Regions from separate parts of the Homo sapiens genome. Here all the other regions are linked to region 1. Evidence: read pairs that join two places in POLR2A ChIA-PET (ENCODE). Cell type or tissue: GM12878. All regions are shown on one strand. Links, peaks and the distances in the headings refer to the core of each region. The heading gives the core; the rest is flanking DNA.

Evidence for each region. Peaks named below come from ENCODE experiments on the same cell type or tissue, not always from the same donor. Only the 100,000 strongest peaks of a DNase experiment are listed, where the experiment ranks them.
Region 2: POLR2A ChIA-PET joins it to region 1 with 19 read pairs; 16 of 35 experiments call an interaction of 5 or more read pairs at or near these places.
Region 3: POLR2A ChIA-PET joins it to region 1 with 21 read pairs; 12 of 35 experiments call an interaction of 5 or more read pairs at or near these places.

Annotation. Positions count from the first base shown.
Region 1 is chr3:196,176,211-196,184,259 of GRCh38, reverse strand. No RefSeq gene overlaps it. Among named protein-coding and RNA genes, the nearest start is that of ZDHHC19, 31 kb to the left of the region's middle. RefSeq lists enhancers at 745-834, 2,506-2,605, 4,273-4,472 and a cis regulatory region at 1,952-2,441. In GM12878, for the core only: a CTCF peak has its summit at 4,241; DNase peaks (open chromatin) are centred at 2,219, 2,776 and 4,489; H3K4me3 peaks cover 792 bases; H3K27ac peaks cover 4,296 bases.
Region 2 is chr3:196,091,458-196,099,506 of GRCh38, reverse strand. No RefSeq gene overlaps it. Among named protein-coding and RNA genes, the nearest start is that of TFRC, 13 kb to the right of the region's middle. RefSeq lists an enhancer at 2,548-2,597 and a silencer at 6,878-7,066. In GM12878, for the core only: no CTCF peak of the experiment used is centred there; a DNase peak (open chromatin) is centred at 2,946; H3K4me3 peaks cover 885 bases; H3K27ac peaks cover 2,044 bases.
Region 3 is chr3:196,108,475-196,116,523 of GRCh38, reverse strand. No RefSeq gene overlaps it. Among named protein-coding and RNA genes, the nearest start is that of LINC00885, 30 kb to the left of the region's middle. RefSeq lists silencers at 3,032-3,149, 4,530-4,589. In GM12878, for the core only: no CTCF peak of the experiment used is centred there; a DNase peak (open chromatin) is centred at 4,353; H3K27ac peaks cover 2,542 bases.

The DNA.
Region 1 (8,049 bases), core at 1,449-6,448:
TGGTGTCTTGCTCTGTCGCCCAGGCTGGAGTGCAGTGGCTCAATCTCGGCTCACTGCAACCTCCGCCTCCCGGGTTCAAGCCATTCTTTTGCCTCAGTCTCCTGAGTAGCTGGGATTACAGGCACCCGCCACCACGCCTGGCTAATTTTTGTATTTTTAGTAGAGACGGGGTTTCGCCATGTTGGCCAGGCTGGTCTCAAACTCCTGACCTCGTGATCCACCCGCCTCGGCCTCCCAAAGTGCTGGGATTACAGGCGTGAGCCACCACACCCAGCCAGGAGACAGGAGCTTTTCAAATGGATCCACTCAAAGGAACGAGAAGGGCTGCGTGTTGGATCTTTCGCAGATGCGCTGGGCTGTTCAGTGAAGCACTTGTTTATACAGTGAAGACTGATTGGGGATTGGCGGGTGAGGGATGGCAGCAGGGAGAACCAGGCCAACTCATGTCTGCAGAGGCCTGACAGGCTGGGCTGCCACAGGGTCCTCGAGTGCGGAGGAGGAGTAACATTTGCTCACAGGCTGAGGTTCTTTTAACCACAGGTTGGCCTGGAACTGGTCTCCTGTTACAGGCCTCTAACATGTAAGCCGGTGATAGGGAAGAAGGATTTGAGTCAAAGGAAAGCTATAAACTCCACAACTACACACACCCGCCCAGACACAGACACAGTCCTCACCACAACCGCCCAGCACACACCGCCACGAATGCTGGACCTTCCTACTGAGGCAGGTGTTTGTCCCGGGGCCTCTTTTAGAACACACAGGGTGTGTTGGAGTGACTCATTGTTCTGTCCTGTCCCTCTGCCTTTGTTCTATTGTCACCCATAAATTTTTTTTTTTTTTTTGAGACAGAGTCTCGCCCTGTCGCCTAGGCTGGAGTGCAGTGGCATGATCTCGGCTCACTGCAACCTCCGCCTCCTGGGTTCACGCCATTCTCCTGCCTCAGCCTCCCAAGTAGCTGGGACTACAGGCATGTGCTACCACGCCCAGCTAATTTTTGTATTTTTAGTAGAGACGGGGTTTCACCGTATTAGCCAGGATGGTCTCGATCTCCTGACCTCGTGATCCACCTGCCTCGGCCTCCCAAAGTGCTGGGGTTACAGGCGTGAGCCACCGTGCCTGGCCATGTCACCCATAAAGTTTAATAGCATGAAGTTTCATATGAGCCTGTGGTTGCCAGAGATGTAAACATTGGTTCAAATAAAACTAACAAAGGTGCACTTGTTTGTTTGTTTGTTTTGAGGCTAAGTCTCGCTCTGTCATCCAGACTAGAGTGTGTAGTGGTGCGATCTCGGCTCACTGCAACCTCTGCCTCCCGGGCTCAAGCAATTCTCCTGCCTCGGCCTCCCGAGTAGCTGGGATTACAGGTGCCCACGACCATGCCCAGCTAATTTTTGTATTTTAGTAGAGATGGGGTTTTGCCATGTTGGCCAGGCTGGTCTCGAACTCTTGGCCTCAAGTGATCTGCCTGCCTTGGCCTCCCAAAGTGCTGGGATTACAGATGTGAGCCACTGCGCCCGGCCTCTCATTTTCCCCATCTGTCTAGTAGGGTTGATTACTCCTGCCCCACCTGGTAGGATCCCACCTGTAATCTTAGCATGTTGAGAAGTCAAGGTGGGCGGATCACTTGAGCCCAGGAGTTTGAGGCCAGGCTGGACAACATGGAGAAACCCCATCTCTACCAAAAACACAAAAATTAGCCAGGCATTGAGTGCGTGCCTGGAGTCCCAGCTACTCAGGAGGCTGAGGTGGGAGGCTCACCTGAGCTCTGGAAGTTGAGGCTACAGTGAGCTGTGATTGCACCACTGCACTCCAGCCTGCCCGATGGCGTGAAATCCTGTCAGAAAAAACAAGAAACAAATAAACAAACAAACAAAAAAAAAAAAAAAAAAGGAAAGAAAAAGAAAAAAGAAGCTGAGGCTCAGGTAAGCTGCTCAGGCCACCAGACTAAGGCAGTTAAAGATGGCATCCAGACCCCTGAAAGGAGGCCAAGCTAAAGATTGGTTTGGGCAACGGGTGGTTACTTCTGGCAGACAACAGAAAAGGAACAAGTAAGAGAAGGAAAGAGTAGGGTCTTGTCTCTGTCCCATAAAAGCAGCCTCAGAAGAAGTGGACTCAGATAATTCACAGCAGAGGCTCAGGGAGGGAGAGGAAGCCTGGGAGGGGTACCCGTATTGGTGAGGGCTGGAGGAGGCCACAGATGGTGGTTACAGTTGGTTGAGAGATAAAGATTTCTGATATTCGTTAAGAGAAACCTCAAAACCCTTCAGTTCCAGAAACTGGCGTCCTGTTCTAGAGATGATTCAATTATCTTTTCTAACCTCATGGGGGAAAAAGAAGCAAAGAGTTTCTCAAGTCAATTCTATTCTTTTTTTTTTTTTTTTGGGACAGAGCCTTGCCGTGTCATCCAGGCTGGAGTGCGATGGCGCGATCTCGGCTCACTGAAACCACTGCCTCCTGGGTTCAAGCAATTCTCCCATGTCAGCCTTCAGAGTAGCTGGGACTACAGGCACCCACCACCACGCCCGGCTAATTTTTGTATTTTTAGTAGAGATGGGGTTTCACCATATTGGCCAGGCTGGTCTCGAACTCCTGACCTCAGGTGATCCACCCGCCTCGGCCTCCCAAAGTGCTGGGATTGCAGGCATGAGCCATTGTGTCCGGCCACTTCTATTCTTTTTAATAGGAGGGAATAGTAGCTGTAATTCACCCAGTCTGTGCTGTGCTGTGAGAACACTGCTAAGAGCCACCTGTATTGGCTCATTGAATCTCTCAGCCACCTGCAGAGGCTTTGACGATTGTCTCCGAAATATAATTGGGGATTAAAATTGGCACCAAGCACTCAAGTAACTAGCTGAAGGCCGCTGAGGAGATGGGCGGCAGAGCTGAGGTTTGGCCTGGGCAGTTTGCTGCAGACCTGGTTGTAAAGCCCAAGCTGCTTCCCCTGGGCACAGCTCCACCGTGCTAAGCCCAGAGTGTGCCTCTGTGAGGTCATGGCTGCCGACCTTCAGAAGACCCCTGCGACCTAAAGTTTGCTTTTATTTTGAAATAGATACTTTTTTTTTTCCTGATTTATACAAGTAAAACACGGCTGGTCGCATTGGCCCACGCCTGTAATCCCAGCACTTTGGGAGGCCGAGGTGGATGGATCACCTGAGGTGAGGAGTTCGAGACCAGCCTGGCTAACGTGGCGAGACCTTGTCTCTATTAAAAATACAAAAATTAGCTAGGTGTGGTGGCACATGCCTGTAATCCCAGCTACTTGAGAGACTGAGGCAGGAGAATTGCTTGAACCCAGGAGGCAGATGTTGCAATGAGCCAAGATCGCGCCACTGCACTCCACTCCGGGCGACAGAGCAAGATTCCATCTTAAAAAAAAAAAAAAAGTAAAACACATATATTTCAGAAATTTTTTAAAGTACAGAAAAACACAAAGAGGAAAAGTAAAATCCTCTGTAATCCCACAGCCCAGAACTAAGCACTGTTAACATCTGGGGACCTCCTTCTAGTCGTTCCTCTTGCTGTCAACATGCATATTTAGTAAAAGTCGCCATCACACCATTCTGTAATTTTTAAACAGCCTTATTGAGATCTAATTGTCTAAAATAGATATTGAAAATATACAATTTGATAAGTTCTGACATATGTATACATCTGTGAAGCCACCACTGCAATCAAGATGCTGAAGCTAAGCTGGGGGCCGTGGCTGACGTCTTGAATTCCAGTTACTCGGGGGCTGAGGCAGGAGGATTGCTTGAGGCCAGGAGTTCGAGACCAGCCTCAGCAACATAGTGAGACCCCCCCCCACCCCCCGCCCCCATCGCTTAAAAGAAAAACCAAACAAAAAGATGCTGACAATCTGTCACCCCCGAATGTCTCCTCAGGCCCCTTTGGTAACCCTTCCCTCGCTGCTCTCCCTTCCCAGTGTGGACATCCAGAACTCAGAGACTTTTGGCTAGGATCACAGGTCTGGGTAGCAGGCACCTGGCCCGGGGGCTGGCCTAAGCTCTGTCTCCTGGCCAGGATGTGCTTCAGGGAGAACCAACAATATCGCCTTGTGCAGGCCAAAGGGTGCGTTTGATTTTGTCAGTTTCCTCCGGCAGCTCAGCTAACTCCCCACGAGTCGGCTTCCTTCCCCGCAGCCCCGTCATGGAACCTTCCAGTTCGCTAAAGGGGGTTCCACCCTGAGTGGGCTCTGCAGCCTTGTCTGGGCCAGTTGCTGGGGCCCCCGTGTGGCTCGTATAATGGGTGCGTGTTGCCCCTCCAGGTGGAGTTGGAGCTGGGGCGGAGCCTGCCCGCGTGTTGGGGTGTGCAGCAGGCTGCCTTGGAGCACCTGACTCGTTTTTAGCCGCTTTTAATGGGTGTCTTTCTGCATCCTGTTACTCATGCACTTCAGTGAGCAGAGTTTCCTGAGTGTAATTTCATCTTTTCTCTATGACTCAGGGCTGTATTTGCAGCCTAATTTGCTAATGTCAGGTGGCAGATGGAGTGAACAGTGTGGGTGGACGGGGCCAGCCCCAGCAGTGCCACTGGAACTTACTTTCCTGCAAAGACCACATGCTTCAGCTGGTCTTTTTGGCTGTGTTCTCCAGCCTCCGGAGGCAGAATGGAGGTTGGGTTTCTGCCTGGCCTACTGGCAGCCTATGACGCTACCAACTGATTAGCAAATCAAAGGCCAAAGCAGCCTTCTCTTAAACGGCTTTGTCACCCTCCAGCAAATCAGCATCGCAGACTCTCTTACTTGTACATTGTTTCACAGTTCTGGACACTTTCACACGCATTTTCTCCTTTGAGCTTCAGAACGCCCCTGTGAGAAAAGCAGGCAATTGTTCCTTTCCCAGTTTAGATCTGACTACACAGCAGGCTCCAAAATCAATGCCAGGTCCATTAACGACCTGACAGGCAGAATACCAACCCTTACAAAGCGAGTATAGGATAATATCTCTTGACCTTGGGGGTACAAAGAATTTCTTGAAAGCACTAATTGTTAAGAAAAAGATGAATAAATTCTACTAATTTTAAAAGGGAAAAGAAAAAAGAAAAGCTCTGTTCATCAGAGGATGCGACGAATAAAGCTTTAGAAAGACCAATGCAGGATCAGAGTCCAGAGTACATAAAGAACTCCTAGAAATAAATAAGAAAAAAGACCAGGAAAACCCGACCAGGTGTTTTGCAAAACAGGAAATATACATTGTCCATCAACATGTAAAAGATGCTTAACTTTATTAGAAATAAAGAAAACGCAAAATAAAGCCACTAGGAAATACCATTCTATAACCATCAGATTGGCAAAGATAAAAAGAATGGCAGTTCCTTCGGGCTGGGTGTGTTGGCTCATGCCTGTAATCCCAGCAATTTGGGAGGCTGAGGCAGGAAGATCGCTTGAGCCCAGGAGTTTGAGACCACCCTGGGCAACACAGTGAGAACTCATCTCTACAAAAAGCACAAAAATTAGTCAGGCATGGTGGCACATACCTGTGGTCCCAGCTACTTGGGAGGCTGAGGCGGGAGGATCACTTGAGCCTGGGAGGACGAGGCTGCAGTGAGCCAAGATCATGCCACCATGATCCAGCCTGGGTGGCAGAGTGAGATCCTGTCTCAAAAACATTTTTTTAAAATAATAAATTAAAAAAACAAAACAAAACTGCAGGGCGGGGTGCAGTGGCTTGCGCCTGTAATCCCAGCACTTCGGGAGGCCGAGGTGGGCGGATCATGAGGTCAAGAGATTGAGACCATCCTGGCCAACATGGTTAAACCTCGTCTCTACTAAAAACACAAAAATTAGCTGGGCGTGGTGGCGGGAGCCCGTAGTCCCAGCTGCTTGGGAGGCTGAGGCAGGAGAATCGCTTGAACCCGGGAGGCAGAGGTTTCAGTGAGCCAAGATCACACCACTGCACTCCAGCCTGGGCAACAGGGTGAGACTCCATCTCTCAAAAAAAAAAAAAAAAAAAAAAAAAAGACTGGAGTTTCAAGTGTTAACAAGAATGTAGGACACAGGGAACTCTGCCTGCCCACTGGCAAGCGTGTAAGTTCCACCCCGTTGAGTAGCAATTAGACTTATCTTGATGAGTTGTTATTGCTCTGATCTGGGCTGCACAGTTAAGACTTACCTTTGCCCTCTTTGACCCAAGTGCAGCTCCACTCCTACGGCACAGTTTGCAGGGAGGTTCGGGGCAGCACAGTTTGCAATTTCAAAACAACAATAAAACCTGTAAGCAAACCATATAACTTTTCAAAGTAAAATGGATAAATTGTGGGATATCATATAATAGAACATGACAGAGAAAATGAATGAGCCTCGGCTTCACTCATTAACAAATGAATTTCAAGAACATGACATGGAATGGTGTCTTTATTTTTTGGGGCTGCTGTAACAAAGTACCGCACACTGGGTGGCTGGACAGCAGAAACGTGTTGTCTCCCAGTTCTAGGGGCGAGGAGATCAGGGTGCCGACAGGGCCACGTTCCCTGGGAAGGCGTGGGAGGAGGACCTGTTCCCCGCCTCTCTCCCGGCTTCGTCCGGAAGCCTGACTCCAGGCTTCATGTGGTGTTCTCCCTGCTGGTGGCTCTGCCTCTGTCCTGTGTTCTGCTTGTTATAAGGACACCAGTCGTATCGAATGAGGGTCCACTCTAATGAGTGCCTCTCACCTTGAGCACCTCTGTAAAGACGGTGTCTGCAAACGGGGTCACGGCTTAAAGTATTAGGGGTTAAGACTCCAACATATCTTTTTTGGAGGGACAGAATTTAATCCATAAATGTTTAAAAGTAGTAGAATACACAAAATGTGATACCATTAGCATAAAGTTTAAGGATACGTACATACATAACCGTCTAATGAAAAGGAAGGGAATGATAAAGGCTAGGTTTGGAATGTGACTCCTCTCGGGTTGAGGGAGGGAAAGGTGACTGGGGCTTCCCATGCCTGGGCATTCGTCTAGTTCTTTTTTTTTTTTTCCCCAAGACAGGGTCTCACTCTGTCGCCCAGGCTGGAGTGCAGTGGTGCGATCTCAGCTCACTGCAAGCACCGCCTCCCGGGTTCACGCCATTCTTCTGCCTCAGCCTCCCGGGTAGCTGGGACTACAGGCGCCTGCCACCACGCCCGGCTAATTTTTGTATTTTTAGTAGAGACGTGGTTTCACCGTGTTAGCCAGGATGGTCTCGATCTCCTGACCTCATGATCCGCCCGCCTCGGCCTCCCAAAGTGCTGGGATTACAGGCGTGAGCCACCGCGTCCGGCCATCTATTTCTTAAGCTCAATGGCAGATGCATAGGTTTGTTTTAATATTCTTGATAACATAAAACATACCAGTTAATGGAAAGTAGGGGGCATAGTGGGGGGTCTGCACAGTCAGCCCGGAGGATTCAACCTGGTGGTGGGTCTGGAATTTAAAAGGTATAAAAAAATTTTGTCCAGGCGCGGTGGCTCACGCCTGTAAACCCAGCACTTTGGGAGGCCGAGGCGGGCGGATCACCTGAGGTCAGGGATTTGAGACCAGCCTGGCCAACATGGCAAAAATTTGTCTCTACTAAAAATAGAAAAATTAACCAGGTGCGGTGGCACATGCCTGCAATCCCAGCTACTTGGGAGGCTGAGGCCGGAGAATCGCTTGAACCCAGGAGGTAGAGCTTGCAGTGAGCTGAGATGGTGCCACTGCACTCCAGCCTGGGCAACAGAGCGGGACTTCATCTCAAAAAATAAATAAATAGATAAAAGTTATAAAAACATTTTTAAAATAAAACATTAAAAAAACCACGTTATGGCAAAGCACGATGGCTCACACCTGTAATCTCAGCACTTTGGGAGGCTGAGATGGGTATATATATGTATATAACGTGTTATTTTTATTTAGGGAGTAATTTATAAGTGAAGATTTATTTATTTATTTATTTATTTATTATTTTTGAGACAGAGTCTTGCTCTGTGGCCCAGGCTGGAGTGCAGTGGCACGATCTCGGCTCACTGCAACCTCTGCCTCCCGGGTTCAAGTGATTCTCCTGCCTCAGCCTCCTGAGTAGCTGCGATTACAGGTGCCTGCCACCATGCCCAGCGA
Region 2 (8,049 bases), core at 1,048-6,047, 84 kb after region 1:
CCCCTTCAATACCCAGCACTTCCCTTCCCTCCCCTTCAATACCCAGCACTTCCCTTCCATCCTCTTCAATACCCAGCACTTCCCTTCCATCCCCTTCAATGCCCAGCACTTCCTTTCCCTCCCCTTCAATACCCAGCATTTCCCTTCCTTTCCCTCCCCTTCAATACCCAGCACTTCCCTTCCCTCCCCTTCAATACCCAGCACTTCCCTTCCCTCCCCTTCAATACCCAGCACTTCCCTTCCCTCCCCTTCAATGCCCAGCACTTCCCTTCCCTCCCCTTCAACACCCAGCACTTCCCTTCCATCCCCTTCAACGCCCAGCACTTCCCTTCCCTCCCCTTCAACGCCCAGCACTTCCCTTCCCTCCCCTTCAACGCCCAGCACTTCCCTTCCCTCACCTTCAATACCCAGCACTTCCCTTCCCTCCCCTTCAACACCCAGCACTTCCCTTCCCTCCCCTTCAACACCCAGCACTTCCCTTCCCTCCCCTTCAACACCCAGCACTTCCCTTCCCTCCCCTTCAACGCCCAGCACTTCCCTTCCCTCCCCTTCAACGCCCAGCACTTCCCTTCCATCCCCTTCAACGCCCAGCACTTCCCTTCCATCCCCTTCAATGCCCAGCACTTCCCTTCCATCCCCTTCAACACCCAGCACTTCCCTTCCTTCCCCTTGGATGTTAGGTCATGTTTGTAGCATGGTGAGGTTCTTTATAACAGTTTGCATTCCATCCTGGGAACCCTCCCACTCCCGCTTTAACATTTGCATATATTAAGGTTGAAATTTGTGCTGTAGAGAAATTTGTGCTCTATGGGTTTTTGTTTGTTTGTTTTGTTTTGTTTTAGTGACAGGGTTTTGCTCTGTCACGGAGGCTGGAGTGCTGTGGGATGATCATAGCTCATGAACTCCTGGATTCAAGGGATCCTCCTGCTTCACCTTCCTGAGTAGCTGGGACTACAGGCGCGTGCCGCTCAGCCAGCTAAAGTTTTTTTTTTTTTTTTTTTTTTTTTTTTTGAGATGATGTCTCACTGTGTCGCCCAGGCTGGAGTGCAGAAGTGCCATCTTGGCTCACTGCAACTTCTGCCTCCTGGGTTCAAGTGATTCTCCTGCCTCAGCCTACTGAGTAGCTGGGATTACAGGTACCCACCACCATGCCCAGCTATTTTTTGTATTTTCAGTAGAGACGGGGTTTCACCATGTTGGCCAGGCTGGTCTCAAACTCCTGACCTCAAGTGATCCGCTGCCTTGGCCTCGCAAAGTGCTGGGATTACAGGCGTGAGCCACCACACCCAGCCAGTTCTATGGGTTTTGAAAAATGCAGTCTCATGTACCATACAGAAGAGTTTCGCTGCCCTAAAATATCATATATGGTTTACCTATTCAGCCTATACTTCATTCTCCAAGCCTCTGGCAACCACTGATGTATTTTAGGTCTCTATAATTTCACCTTTTCCAGAATGTCATATAAATAGAATCATTATAGTATACAGTCTTTTAAGACTGGTTTCTGGCTGGGCATGATGATTCACGCCTGAAACCCCAGCACTTTGGGAGGCCAAGGTGGGTGGATCACTGGAGCCCAGGAGTTTGAGACCAGCCCTAGCAACATAGAAAGATCCTGTCTCTACAAAAATTACAAAACAACTAGCCAGGGGTGGGGACGTGCTCTTGTAGTTCCAGCTGCAAGCTGAGGTAGGATGGCTGGAGCCTGGGATGTAGAGGCTGCGGTGAGCCATGGCCACTCCACTGCACTCCAGCCTGGGTGACAGAGTGAGACCCTATCTCAAAAAAAGAGAAAAGAACAAAAAGACTTATCAGGTAAAATGGCCCAGAATCTAAATTTATGGCCCTCTACTAATCTTGCTGTTTCTTGCTCTAATGGATTTATGGCCATGAGAAACTGCAGCGAAGTGAAGGTGTGCCTGGAAGGGAGAGATGGACTCTGATTAATTGTATCAGTCTCCTGGCAATAGCTAACCTTATATACATAAGCATTAAAACCAAATCCAAGGACATCCTGTTTTGGAACATTAAAGTGCTGTTGTCACAGAAAGGAAGGCAGTCCTTCCTCTCTAAATTTATAATGTCAATCATTCCTTTGAGAGTTTTCGCTGGCCCTATATATTTTGCACCTGTTCCCAATAATCCAGATGGTACTGTGGGGGCCAAAGTCCTTGGCTCCCTGAAGTTTCACTAAAAAATCAATTCACAGCTTGGCGCGGTGGCTCATCTCTGTAATCCCAGCACTTTGGGAGGCCGAGGCGGGTGGATCACTCGAAGTCAGGAGTTTGAGACCAGCCTGACCAAAACGGTGAAACCCCATCTCTACTAAAATTACAAAAATTAGTTGGGCGTGGTGGTGCACGCCTGTAATCCCAGCTACTCCAGAGGCTGAGGCAGGAGAATCACTTGAACCCAGGAGGCAGAGGTTGCAGTGAGCCACGATCATGCCACTGCACTCCAGCCTGGGCAACAAGAGCAAAACTCCGTCTCAAAAAAAAGGAGAAAAGAAAACTCCTGTTCTTCTCTAGCCCAGGCCCAGTCTGCAGGAGAGGTTTCAGAGCAGGGTTCGTGTGGACTGGCTGTTGAGCTGCGTCTTCCCAGGGGTTCAGGGGAGTCCACGACAGCTGTAGACTGTTCTTCCGGCTCACAGTTTCACAAACTCAGTTTCGTCAGTTCACCAGAGTCATCAGGTAATTCGCTACCCAAGGGCACAAAATCCCGATTCATGAGGCCTATTTATTAATTCGTGTGGGGTAAGAGAACTGCTGTGCAGGCCAAGTCTTCCTGCTGAGGTCTGGTGTCTTCTCAGGAGGGAAAATTGTTTCAAGATCAGGATTAGTGGATTGTTTGGCAGTTGTGCAGTGGCTGCAAAGTAGCTGAATGGTCTTAGGGACCGTTGCTGAAGCTGGGACAGCCCCAGGGATCGCCCTGGTCCACTGAAAAGCTTAGAATGCAAAAAATAGAATGCATTACAGCTACCTAAAAATAGCTGCCAAGCAGAAACCGCTTTCATGCCAGCTGGCCACACAGGGTGCCCTTTCTGTGGGGAGTGTTGTAGAAACAGCTAATAAAAACTTCTTCCTCTAAAGTCTACTCAAGGGTTGGTCTAAGACCAGCAGCAGCCTGGGTATCAGTTAGGAGCTTGTTAGAAACACCGTCTTGGACCCCCACCAGACCTTCTGAATCAGAATCTGCATTTTAACACGTCCCCTCCATGGGACTTATCTGCACATTAAAGTTTCTTTAAAAAAATATTTTCAAGGGCTGGGTATGGTGGCTCACACCTGTAATCCCAGCACTTTGGGAGGTTGAGGTAGGTGGATCACTTGAGGTAAGGAGTTAGAGATCAGCCTGGCCAACATGGTGAAACCCCTTCTCTACAAAAAATACAAAAATTAGCCGGGCGTGGTGGTGGGTGCCTGTAGTCCCAGCTACTCAGGAGGCTGAGGCAGGAGAATCACTGGAACCCGGGAGGTGGAGGTTGCAGTGAGCTGAGATTGCGCCACTGCACTCCAGCCTGGGCAACAAGAGTGAAACTTCGTCTCTTTCTCTCTCAAAAATAAATAAATAAATAATAAATGAAAATAAATAATATATGTATATGAATATATATATTTTTAAGAAACAAGGTCTCACTCTGTAGTCAAGGCTTAGCTGCAGTGGCACAATCATAGCTCAGAGTAGCCTTGGACTCCTGGGCTCAAGCAATCCTCCTGCCTTGGCCTCCAAAGTGCTGGGATTATAGATGTGACACTGCATGGAGCTCACATGAATGTTTAAGAAGCACTAGGCTAGGCTGGGTGTGGTGGCTCATGCCTGTAATCCTAGCACTTTGGGAGGCTGAGGTGATCATGAGGTCAGAAGTTCGAGACCAGCCTGTCCAACATGGTGAAACCCCGTCTCTACTAAAAATGCAAAAATTAGCCGGGTGTGGAGGCATGTGCCTGTAATCCCAGCTACTCGGGAGGCTGGGGCAGGAGAATTGCGTGAACCCAGGAGGCGGAGGTTGCACTGAGCAGAGATCACGCCACTGCACTCCAGCCTGGGAGACAGGGCAAGACTCCGTCTCAAAAAAAAAAAAAAAAAAAGAAGCGCTAGGCTAGAGTCTAGCCTCTATCTGGATCTCAAAACCAATCTAACCTTTATTCATCTTACTACCTGCAGGAAAACCTGCCTGTACCTTAATAAAGCCAAGGCTAGAGCCAGGCATGCTGGCTCTCACCTGTAATCCCAGCACTTTGGGAGGCCGAGGAGGCTGGAAGATCCTTTGAGCTTAGGAGTTCAAGAATAGCCTGGGCAATATAGTGAGACTTTGTCTCTACAAAAAAAAATTAAAAATTAGCCCAGCGTGGTGGCTCACGCTTGTAATCCCAGCACTTTGGGAGGCCAAGGCTGGAGGATCCCTTGATCTCAGGGGTTCAAAAATAGCCGGGGCAACACAGTGAGACTCCATCTCTACAAAAAAAAATTAAAATTTGACAGGTGTGATGGCACATGCCTGTAGTTCCAGCTACTTGGGAGGCTGAGGCAGGAGGATCGCTTGAGGTTACAGTGAGCTATGGTCATGTCACTGCATTCTGGCCTGTACAGCAGAGCTGTCTCAAAAAATACATAAATAAAATAAAGTCAAGGCTGGATTTCAGACCTTGACACAGAAGTGGTCTGCCTGGAATAGGGGGTTGGAGGGGACCTGGCTAGCAGGATTGGCTCACGGGCCCAGAACTGTCTCTCCCTTTGGAATTCTCTGCTCTCATTGCCTACTTGGGCTCGACCTTATCAGAGAAGCCTGCCCCCCTTCGTAGCATGTTGCTCAGGCTGGCCTCTGACTCCTGGGCTCAAATGATCCTCCTGCCTCAGCACCTCCAAGTAGCTGAGAGTATAAACATGTGCCAGGGTGCCCAGCTATGTTACTTCTGGGAAGCATTCTGGAAGATAGTTGTACCAGGCACACTGTACCTTATAACCTTGTCTTTATATATGGGGATCTTTTGCTTTGTGCTCCTGGCATCAAATTCAGCTATAAAGTTGACTCAAACCTTCCAAGGATGGGTATTGTTGTAAGGTCCTGGTCAGAGCCTGGCAGTACGTCAGCCTACCCTGAGTGCAGAGCTTCAACTACCCGCCTGCTACAACAGTGTTTTCATATTTCCATACCTGAGATATAGTAAAAAGTGGTTTTAATACAGAAACCTGGCCAGGCATGGTGGCTCACACCTGTAATCCCAGTACTTTGGGAGGCTAAGGAGGGAGGATTGCTTGAGCCCAGGAGTTTGAGACCAGCCTGGACAACATGGTGAGATCCCCATTGCTATATCTCTTAACATTTATTTAAAAAAAAAAAAAAAAAACAGAAATCACAGAGATCTGAAGTTAGGGTCTTGCTATTTAAAAGCTGTGCCACTTTCAGCCAATCCTTTTATATTCTTCACACTTCTACTTATTCATCTATAAAATAGGTATGATACCTGTTTCACAGAATTGTTGGGGGCCAAAGTAAGATGATACAAATATAAGTTCCCAGCTCAGTACCTGGACACCATAGGTGCTCAGCGAACGTTACCGCACTCTGACACCTGGGCACCCCAGCCCTGGGATACGGGTCTTCCTACCACTTAGGGGATTGTGTGAGATGAACCAAGGGAAGCCACTCCAGCTCTCACAAATGTAACCACTGTACAGCTGCCTCCTTGACCACATTTCCATGTATAAGAAATACAAGTTTTGGCAGGAACATTTTCCAAACCAAAGGAAAATTTGTCTACTGTGTATATTAAAGCTGAAGAAACCAAAAAGTTTCTGCCTATTTGGTATTTTTCCTGAATACTAGATTTGCTGACTTGGGATTTAGATGTAGACGTCTGTTTGCAAATGTTTTCTTCACACATTTGTTCATTTTTCCTATTTACATCATCAGTCATCCCCACTTCACAATGTTCTTTTCAAAGGCCTCTTTCTTAGTCATTTTTTTTAGGCAATGTTTGGCCATCTGGCGCACAGTTTATCAGAAGTATTATTGCTTAAGGTCCCAGCCATAGAGGAAGGGAAACTCAGACATAAGTGAGAGTTGCAAGCTCAGATGTCAAAAGAAGATACAAATAAGAGGCGGGGTACAGTGGCTGATGCTTGCAGTCCCAGCACTTTGGGAGGCCAGGGTGGGAGGATAGCCTGAGGCCAGGAGTTCAAGACCAGCCTGGTCGACATAGCAAGGTCCTGTCTCTACAAAAAAAGAAAGAAAGATAAAGATGCAAATAAGAAAAACCAAACTGACTAATTTATATTTTGGAAACAAAGTTTTTTTTTTTTTGAAGTATTTATTTATTTATTTTTGAGACAGGCTCTTACTCTGTTCCCAGTGTAGTGTAGTGGCATGGTTACGGTTCACTGCAGCCTCAAACTCTTGGGCTCAAGGGATCCTCCCGCCTCGGCCTCCCAAGTAGCTGGGACTTCAGGAGTGTACCACCATGCCTGGCATTTTTTTTTTTTTTTTGGTATTTTTTTGTAGAGACAGGGTTTTGCCATGCGGCCCAGAAACAATGTTTAATATATATACATTCATACGATAATTTTATCAATTCAATAACTCTCCTTATCAAAGGTAGGTACGCATTCTGGAAATTTAAGCAAATGAGCTAGCTTGCAGGGACAATATGAATGCACTGCATTTCTGTCAAATGGTACCCAGATTTCTGGAGCATCAGTTGTACTACAAACTCTTATTTTTAGAAGTATCTGGGATTCTAGCCAGGCGCGGTGGCTCACGCCTATAATCCCAGCACTTTGGGAGGCCGAGGCGGGTGGATCAGGTCAGGAGTTCGAGACCAGCCTGACCAACATGGTGAAACCTCGTCTTTACTAAAAATACAAAAATTAGCCGGGTGTGGTCGCACTTGCCTGTAATCTCAGCTACTCAGGAGGCTGAGGCAGGAGAATCGCTTGAACCCTGGTGTCAGAGGTTGCACTGAGCCGACATCACACCACTGCACTCCAGCCTCAGTGACACAGAGAGACTCCGTCTCAAAAAAAAAAAAATTAGCTGGGCGTGGTGGCGCATGGCTGTAATCCCAGCTACTTGGGAGGCTGAGGCAGGAGAATTGCTTGAACTCAGGAGGTGGAGGTTGCAGTGAGCTGAGATGGCGCTATTGCACCATCCAGGGCAAGAAGAGTGAAACTCCGTCTCAAAAAAAAAAAAAAAAAGGAAAGAAAAGAAAGAAATATCTGGGATTCCCCACATAGGAATATGAATCCAAATTTTGAAATTAACTTAAATCTGAAGTGAAAAAAAATAGATCCCTCAGATACTAGATCTTCTCAAATGGTTCCACCTAGATGGTCCCTGTACCTCTTGAATAGAAATTCTTCCCTGGGGAGGTGTCTGCAGAGCTGTGCGGGTGGTGCAGTCAGTCTGTGTCATGCCTGGGTTTGTAAGGAGGCAGTGTAGTGGAATTTTTTAGGGCCAGGTTAGAAGCTAGATGACCTAGGCTTGAATTCTTGCTGTCACTATTTATTAGCCATGTGACATGGGGCAAGTTACTTTACTTCTGTATTAAGCTAGTTTCCACACCTGAAAATGGGATTACCTCTTTATTTTTAAGAGTTTTTAATTTTTTTTAAGAATTTATTTTTAAGAATTGTTCTGAGGATTGCATGAGCTCATATGTTTAAAGGCGCTAGAATGGAGCACCTGGTAGATGTACAATAAACCTTGGCTATTTTTATTCAGCTCCAAGGCAAGGATGTTCCTAGCCAAATAGATCAGGCTCTTTTCCACCTCCAGCTGAATTAGACTGGTGATAAGCGGGGACAGATCCTCTTCATACGCTATAGTAGACTGTAACAGTACCTGGATATCACATTCTCCATGATAAAAGGAGCATAGAGGGTACTAGTACACGGCAAAACTAGATTTGGGGCCCAGGTCTTTCTGCTCCAAAGATTGATCTATTCCCTTGAACCCTGCTGAAAACTCAACAGAAGTTAACAATAGACAGTGGCTATTAAGGTAGTGAATATGGTGGCAGACAGATGGCCACCAAAAGCTGCAGCATCTAC
Region 3 (8,049 bases), core at 1,698-6,697, 68 kb after region 1:
AAGAGAGGCATATATAGGTTCTGGGGCTGATTTATTGTTTTCACAGAGAAAGAGAGGCGTATATAGGTTCTTTGGCTGATTTATCGTTTTCACATAGAGAGGTGTATATAGGTTCTGTGACTGATTTATTGTTCTCACATAGAAAGAGAGGCATATATAGGTTCTGTGGCTGATTTATTGTTCTCATATCGAAAGAGAGGCGTATATAGGTTCTCTGGCTGATTTATTGTTTTCACATAGAAAGAGAGGTGTGTATAGGTTCTGGGGCTGATTTATTGTTTTCACATAGAAAGAGAGGCGTATATAGGTTCTCTGGCTGATTTATTGTTTTCACATAGAAAGAGAGGCGTGTATAGGTTCTGGGGCTGATTTATTGTTTTCACATAGAAAGAGAGGCGTATATAGGTTCTGGGGCTGATTCATTGTTTTCACAGAGAAAGACAAGTGTATATAGGTTCTGGGGCTGATTTATTGTTTTCACATAGAGAGGCGTATAGAGGTTCTGGGGCTGATCTGTTTTCACAGAGAAAGACAGTTGTATATAGGTTCTGTGGGCCTTTGGGGGTTCCCATTCTCACTTCCTTTCTTATGAGTGTGGTGAGCATTGGGGTGTGGGGGTGAGTCTCAGGTTTTTGTTTACATTCAAATATGTTACTTTTCTTTTGCTGCAGAGATATGCTATGGTCCAGAAATTTTTCTTAAGATCCTTCAATGATCCTCTACTTTTTCACAAGTAGAGATGGGTGTTTCAGAACAAGTACGGTACTGTGTGGCTAGTTGCTTCTACCACTGCTGTGAGCATGGTCAAAATTAACCAGGCCATGCTTGGGTCACGTCAAACAATGGGCTTACCATAAGCCTCCCATCGTCACTCTTAAAAAACACTCCAAGCCGATAGCCCGTCATGTTTGAATTTGTAAAGGCAACTAACTTGGGAAGTTCTTTCTCATCCAATGTGAAAAATTCCTTTTCTTCTTAAATCACTATTGCGTATGTTTCAGCAGAGGTTTTTTTGTTGTTGTTGTTGTTGATAACCTATAAATACATACGGAGGCTTCTAAAAGGCCTTTGTGGTCCCTGGGGAGCCATACTCTTAATGCAACAAAAATAGCACTTAAAAAATACATACATATATATATATATAATTATTACATGTAAAAAATAGAAAAGGGAACAAAAATTAGTTGGCATGGTGGCATGCACCTGTAATCCCAGCTACTCAGGAGGCTGAAGCAGGAGAATTACTCGAACCTGGGAGGTGGAGGTTGCAGTGAGCCAAGATCGCACCATTGCACTCCAACCTGGGTGACAGAGCGAGACTGTCTCAAAAAATAAAATAAAAAATAAAAAAGGGAAAAAAAGGAACGTGTCCTCATGCCTCTTTCCAGTCAATTCCTGCTGCTCCCAGTACCCACCTCCTCAGCAAAAGGCAACCACTTTGCAGCTTGCACTTTTTTTTAAGGCAGAGTCTCTCTCTCAGTGGCAAGAACACAGCTTATTGCAGCCTCAACCTCGTGGGCTCAAGTGATCCACCTGCCTTGGCCTTCAGCTAGCTGCAGCTATCCTTCTTCAAAAGGACTCAATGGACCTCGGTTTGTGTATCCATACATGATGAGGAGGGATGAGATGGCCTGCAAAGATCCTGCTTTAGGAAGCTCTGATGCTCAAGGGGCCCACGTGGGCAAATAAATATAATGATGTGCATAAACCTAAACATATTTTTATAAATAACCAACCAATAGTTCATGGTGGGTAGCTCCAGTAAACAAAAAAGAAAAAAAGAAAAGAACCACGCAAGGGTACTGAGGGAGAGGCACCACAGACCAATAAATCCTTGCAAAAGAACAGCTGCTTTGGGCAGGCGCAGAGGCTCACGTCTGTAATCTCAGCAATTTGGGAGGCCAAGGTGGGCTGATCAGTTGAGCCTGGGACTTCAAGACCAGCCTGGGAAACATGGTAAAATCCTGTCTCTACAAAATATAAATTAGCAGGGTGGGTGTGATGGTGTGTGCCTGTAGTCCCAGCTATTCGGGAGGCTGAGGTGGGAGGATGGCTTGAGCCCAGATGTCGAGGCTCCCAAGTTCACGCCACTGCACTCCAGCCTGGGTGAGTGAGACCCTGTCTCAAAAAGAAAAAAGAAAAAAGAAAAGACACTTCTTTTTTTTTTTTTGAGACAGTCTCGCTCTGTTGCCCAGGCTGGAGTGCAGTAGCGCAATCTCGGCTTACTGCAAGCTCTGCCTCCCGGGTTCACACCATTCTCCTGCCTCAGCCTCCCGAGTAGCTGGGACTACAGGCGCCCGCCACCACACCCGGCTAATTTTTTGTATTTTTAGTAGAGACGGGGTTTCACTGTGTTAGCCAGGATGGTCTCGATCTCCTGACCTCGTGATCCACCTGTCTCGGCCTCCCAAAGTGCTGGGATGACAGGCGTGAGCCACCACACTCGGCAAAAGCCACTTTTTAATAAACTATAATGTAAAAGGATGGTTCATATAATATGCCGCTTAAGCAGTAAGTGCATTCTAGAGCATAGACAAGAAAAGTGAGCAAATAAGTGATTCTGGTGGGAGGTGAAGCAAATAATAAAATTAAGTTATATCAACATAAAAGCAGTATGATCTTGGTAACTAGAGTAGTTTTATGCTTGAAACTCAGCATCTATCATGCATGGTATAAGTTGGAAATCCAGAACACTTCTCATCTGACAATAGATTACCAGGATGTGCTTGGTCAACAGACTCATGACCAGATTCCTTTAAAAATAAAGACGGAACTTCCAGTGGAGACCGGAGTACTGTGAGCTCTTTGTACTGAAAAGACAGCTTCTCTCACTTGCTAGCTCTCCCTCTGCCCCACATACCAAAAATATCCTGAGAAAATTTTACCCAAGTAAATAGCTATTATGACTACAGTTAAAAAAAAAAAAAAAGAAAGTAAAAGGTATGTTTAAAGACACATTCATGCCTGGGCATGCTGTCTCACACCTGTCATCCCAGTGCTTTGGGAGGCCAAGGTGGGAGGATTGCTTGAGGCTCGGAGTTTGAAACAAGCCTGGGCAACAGAGCGAGACTCCATCGCCACAAAAAATTTAAAAATTCTCTGGGTGTGGTGGCTCACTCCTGTAATCCCACCACTTTGGGAGGCTGAGGCAAGAGGATTGCTTGAGCCCAGGAGTTCAAGACCAGCCTGGGCAAAATGGTGAAACCCCATATCTACTCTCTCTCTCTACTCTCTCTCTCTCTCTCTCTCTCTCTCTCTCAACATATATATATATAATGAAACACAGGCATGATGGCATGCACCTGTAGTCCCAGCTACTTGGGAGGTTGAGGTGGACCCAGGAGGTCAAGGCCGTAGTGAGCTGTGATCATGCCACTGCACTCCAGCCTGGATGACAGATCAAGACCATATCACAAATAAAAAAATTAAAAATTAGCTGGGTGTGGTGGCCCATGCCCTTATAGTCCCAGCTCCTGAGGAGGCTTAGGTGCGAGGATCCCTCGAGCCCAGGAGTTGAAGGCTGTAGTGAGCTGTGATTGTACCACTGCACTCCAGCCTGGGCAACAGAGTGAGACTCTGTCTCTGAAAACAAAACCAAAAACCCCCCTAAGGATACATTTACATTTGATGTATATGCAATGACAGACTGTGAGGACCCTCTCTGGAAATTTGGAATAGATGCCCCTGAGCCCCTTAAGATTTACTGCCACCCATCCCCTCTCCTCAACTGAACTACTACAGATGCATTTTTTTCCAATATCTGTAGCTACGTCAGTGACCTGAAAGTCTCTCAGGAGAATGGGCCTTGGTTCAGGTCGTGAATTTGCCTCCTGTGTGTGTGCCCTCTCGACTCAGATCCTTGCAGATAGAGCTCCATGAAGAAACTTGGAGCCAGGCGTGGTGGCTCACGCCTGTAATCCCAGCACTTTGAGAAGCCGAGGCAGGTGGATCATGAGATCAGGAGATCGAGACCATCCTGGCTAACACGGTGAAACCCCGTCTCTACTAGAAATACAAAAAATTAGTTGGGCATGGTAGTGGGTGCCTGTAGTCCCAGCTACTCGGGAGGCTGAGGCAGGAGAATCGCTTGAACTCAGGAGGTGGAGGTTGCAGTGAGCCAAAATCATGCCACTACACTCTAGCCTGGGCGACAGAGCAAGACTCCATCTCAAAAAAAAAAAAGAAAAAAAAAAGAAACTCATTACTGTGAACATTTAAAACCTTGATGACCTTTGAAGACTTTTGCGACTTTTCTTACCCCAGGCAGACACTGGGTTTTCCCCTCTTGCTTAACATGAGACTTCAGAGGGAAAACAAAAAAGCTCGATTTTGGTAAGGATCCTTTGAAAAGTTCAGTGCCAAGTACTTCTGAGAAGTCTGATTGGTTTGTTCCTCTTTAGTCGTTTGTGGAATTTTTTTGTTGTTGTTTTGTTTTGTTACTATAGGGTCTCGCTCCATCGCCCAGGCTACAGTGCAGTGGCATGATCTTGGCTCACTGCAACCTCTGCCTCCCACCTCAGCCTCCTGAATAGCTGGGACCACAGGCACACACCACCACACCAGGCTAATGTCTGTGTTTTTGTCGAGACAGGGTTTCACCATGTTGCCCAGGCTGGTCTTGGAGTTGTAATCTTTTGTGTTTTTTTTTGAGACGGAGTTTTGCTCTTTGTTGCCCAGGCTGGAGTGCAGTGGCGCGATCTCGGCTCACTGCAAGCTCCGCCTCCTGGGTTCAAGCGATTCTCCTGCCTCAGCCTCCCGAGTAGCTGGGATTACAGGTGCCCGCCACCACGACCAGCTAATTTTTGTATTTTTTCATTTGGGCAGGGCGAAGTAGGAAGTAAGGATGGGAATTGGTGCAGGAACGATTAGGATTTCTTTTTTTTTTTTTTTTTTGAGACGGAGTCTCACTCTGTGGCCCAGGCTGGAGTGCACTGGCGTGATCTCGGCTCACTGCAGGCTCCGCCTCCCGGGTTCACGCCATTCTCCTGCCTCAGCCTCCCGAATAGCTGGGACTACAGGCGCCCGCCACCACGCCCGGCTAACTTTTTGTATTTTTAATAGAGGTGGGGTTTCACCGCGTTAGCCAGGATGGTCTCCATCTCCTGACCTCGTGATCCGCCCGCCTCGGCCTCCAAAGTGCTGGGATTACAAGCGTGAGCCACCGCGCCCGGCCAGGATTAGGATTTCTGTATTTTCTCCCAGTCTCTAACTTCGATCAGTTTCTAGAAATTACCAGGTCTAGATGCATCCCCAAGAAGACAGTGTACTCTCAGGGGAACTAGGAGGGTACATGCCATTGTGGAGAGAAATACATTAGACTGTCAGAGACAGGGCCATTTAATAACCTCTCCTTACAACAGACAGAGGTTGGGTGTCTGGGAAGCAGACCAAGAGGGAGATTTGTGATCAGGAAGTTTATTAAAGATGCCCTCAGGAGGCCGGGCACTGTGGCTCATGCCTGTAATCCCAGCACTTTGGGAGGCCAAGGTGGGTGAGTCACCTGAGGTCAGCAGTTCAAGACCAGCCTGACCAACATGGTGAAACCCCATCTCTACTAAAAATACAAAATTAGCTGGGCGCGGTGGCGCATGCTTGTAACCCCAGCTACTCAGGAGGCGGAGGCAGGACAATCGCTTGAACCCGGGAGTTGGAAGTTGCAGTGAGTGAAGATTGTGCCATTGCACTCTAGCCTGGGCAGTAAGAGCAAAACCTCGTGCCCCCCCCGCCCCCCGCCCAAAAAGAAAGAAAAAAAATGCCCTCAGGATTAATACCTGTGAGGAGGCAGGGCTGCAGGATTAGGGGACGTCGGCCTGGAGCTCAGGAAACAAAGGCCTCAGCAAATCTCTCAATAGGAGTGACTCTCTGGAGCTGGGATGGCCCTTGTCAGGAATGCAGCTGTCCCTAGGGGGAGCATGACGTTGGGTGACGCAGCTCTCTTTAGCCTCAGGTGATCCCGGACAGGGACTTCCTTTATCCGGATGTGGTGGCTCGTGCTCATAATCCCAACACTTTGGGAGGCCGAGGCGGGAGGACTGCTTGAGCCCAGGAATTTAAGACCAGCCTGGGCAACAGCCAGACTGCATCTCAAACAAAAAAACAAACAAGAAACCCATAATTGTTATACCAGCTACCATTTACTGAGCATGCTATAGGTTGTGTATTGGCTAATTATTTTACATAGATTGTCTTAATCCTCAGAACAACCCCGTGAAGTAGGTATTGTTTTATGGATAAGAAAATAGGCTCTACGTGGCAGGTGCGGTGGCTCACGCCTGTGATCCCAGCACTCGGGGAGGCCGAGGCGGGTGGATCACAAGGTCAGGAGACCGAGGCCATCCTGGCTAACATGGTGAAACCCCGTCTCTACTAAAAAATACAAAAAAGTAGCCAGGCATGGTGGCGGGTGCCTGTAGTCCCAGCTACCCAGGAGGCTGAGGCAGGAGAATGGTGTGAACCCAGGAGGCAGAGCTTGCAGTGAGCCCAGATCACGCCACTGCACTCCAGCCTGGGCAACAGAGCAAGATTCTGTCTCAAAAAAAAAAGTTATTACAAATTGTGTCAAAAATAAGATGACCATTAATCAGGAGAAGCCAGCCTTTTCTTTTTTTTTTCTTTTTTTGAGACGGAGTCTTGCCCTGTCGCCCAGGCTGGAGTGCCGTGGCACGATCTTGGCTCACTGCAAACTCCGCCTCCCGGGTTCACGCCATTCTCCTGCCTCAGCCTCCCGAGTAGCTGGGACTACAGGCACTCGCCACCATGCCCAGCTTTTTTTTTTTTTTTTTTTTTTTTTTGTATTTTTAGTAGAGACGGGGTTTCATCATGTTAGCCAGGATGGTCTCGATCTCCTGACCTCATGATCCACCCGCCTCGGCCTCCCAGAGTGCTAGGATTACAGGCGAGAGCCACTGCACCCAGCCGAAGCCAGCCTTTTCTTGCACTGAAACTCTAGGCAAGTTCTCAGGATCACTAGCTTCCAATAATAGCTCCTACAGTAAGTGCAATATTGAGTTTCATGTGGGTTTTCGTGATAACATTTCTCAATTAAGGCAGATTGCATGATGCTAAAGAAGAATTTAGGCCAGGCACAGTGGCTTACACTTGTAATCCCAGCACTTTGGGAGGCCAAGGTGGGCGGATCACTTGAGGCCAGGAGTTTGAGACCAGCCTGGCCAACATGGAGAAACCCCATCTCTACTAAAAATACAAAAATTAGGCTGGGCGCGGTGGCTCATGCCTGTAATCCCAGCACTTTGGGAGGCTGAGGCATGTGGATCACGAGGTCAGGAGTTTGAGACCAGCTTGGCCAACATAGTGAAACCCCGTCTCTACTAAAAATACAAAAAATTAGCAGGTGGTGGCAGGTGCCTGTAATCCCAGCTACTTGGGAGGCTGAGGCAGGAGAATTGCTTGAAGCTGGGAGACAGAGGTTGCAGTGAGCCGAGATCGCACAACTGCGCTCCAGCCTGGGTGATGGTGTGAGACTCTGTCTCAAAAAAAAAAGAAGAAAAAATACCCCCAAAATTAGCTGGGTGTGGTGACACATGCCTGTAGTCCCTGCTACTTGGGAGGCTGAGGCATGAGAATTGTTTGAGCCTGGGAAGCAGAGGTTGCAGTAAGCCAGGATCACGCCACTGCACTCCAGCCTAGGTGACAGAGCAAGACTGTGTCTCAAAGAAAAAATAAAAAGAAGAATTTCATGAAGCCTTGAGAAGCCAACTGTGTGGTCCCAGGATAAGGGTCTGTGTTCTCGTTCTCACTGTTGTTCGGTTGGCACTCAGCAGTGCTGATGAGGGCTCCCGAGTGGGACTGCTGTGGGTTCTCATGGCAGTTCTGTGTCTGGGCTGTCCAGGATCTTGGGCTTAGACACATTGCCACGTGGAAGCTGTGGGGTGTGCGTGTGTGTGCACGTGCGTCCACACGCAAGAGCGCATGTGCGTGGTGGGGCAAAGGGTGATTCAGTGGTTGGGAAACCTGGGTTCACCTGTCCTGCCCAAGCCTCAGGCTGCAGCTCCCTCTGCTCCCAGCCTCGGGAGGGGCCTTCTCTTATCT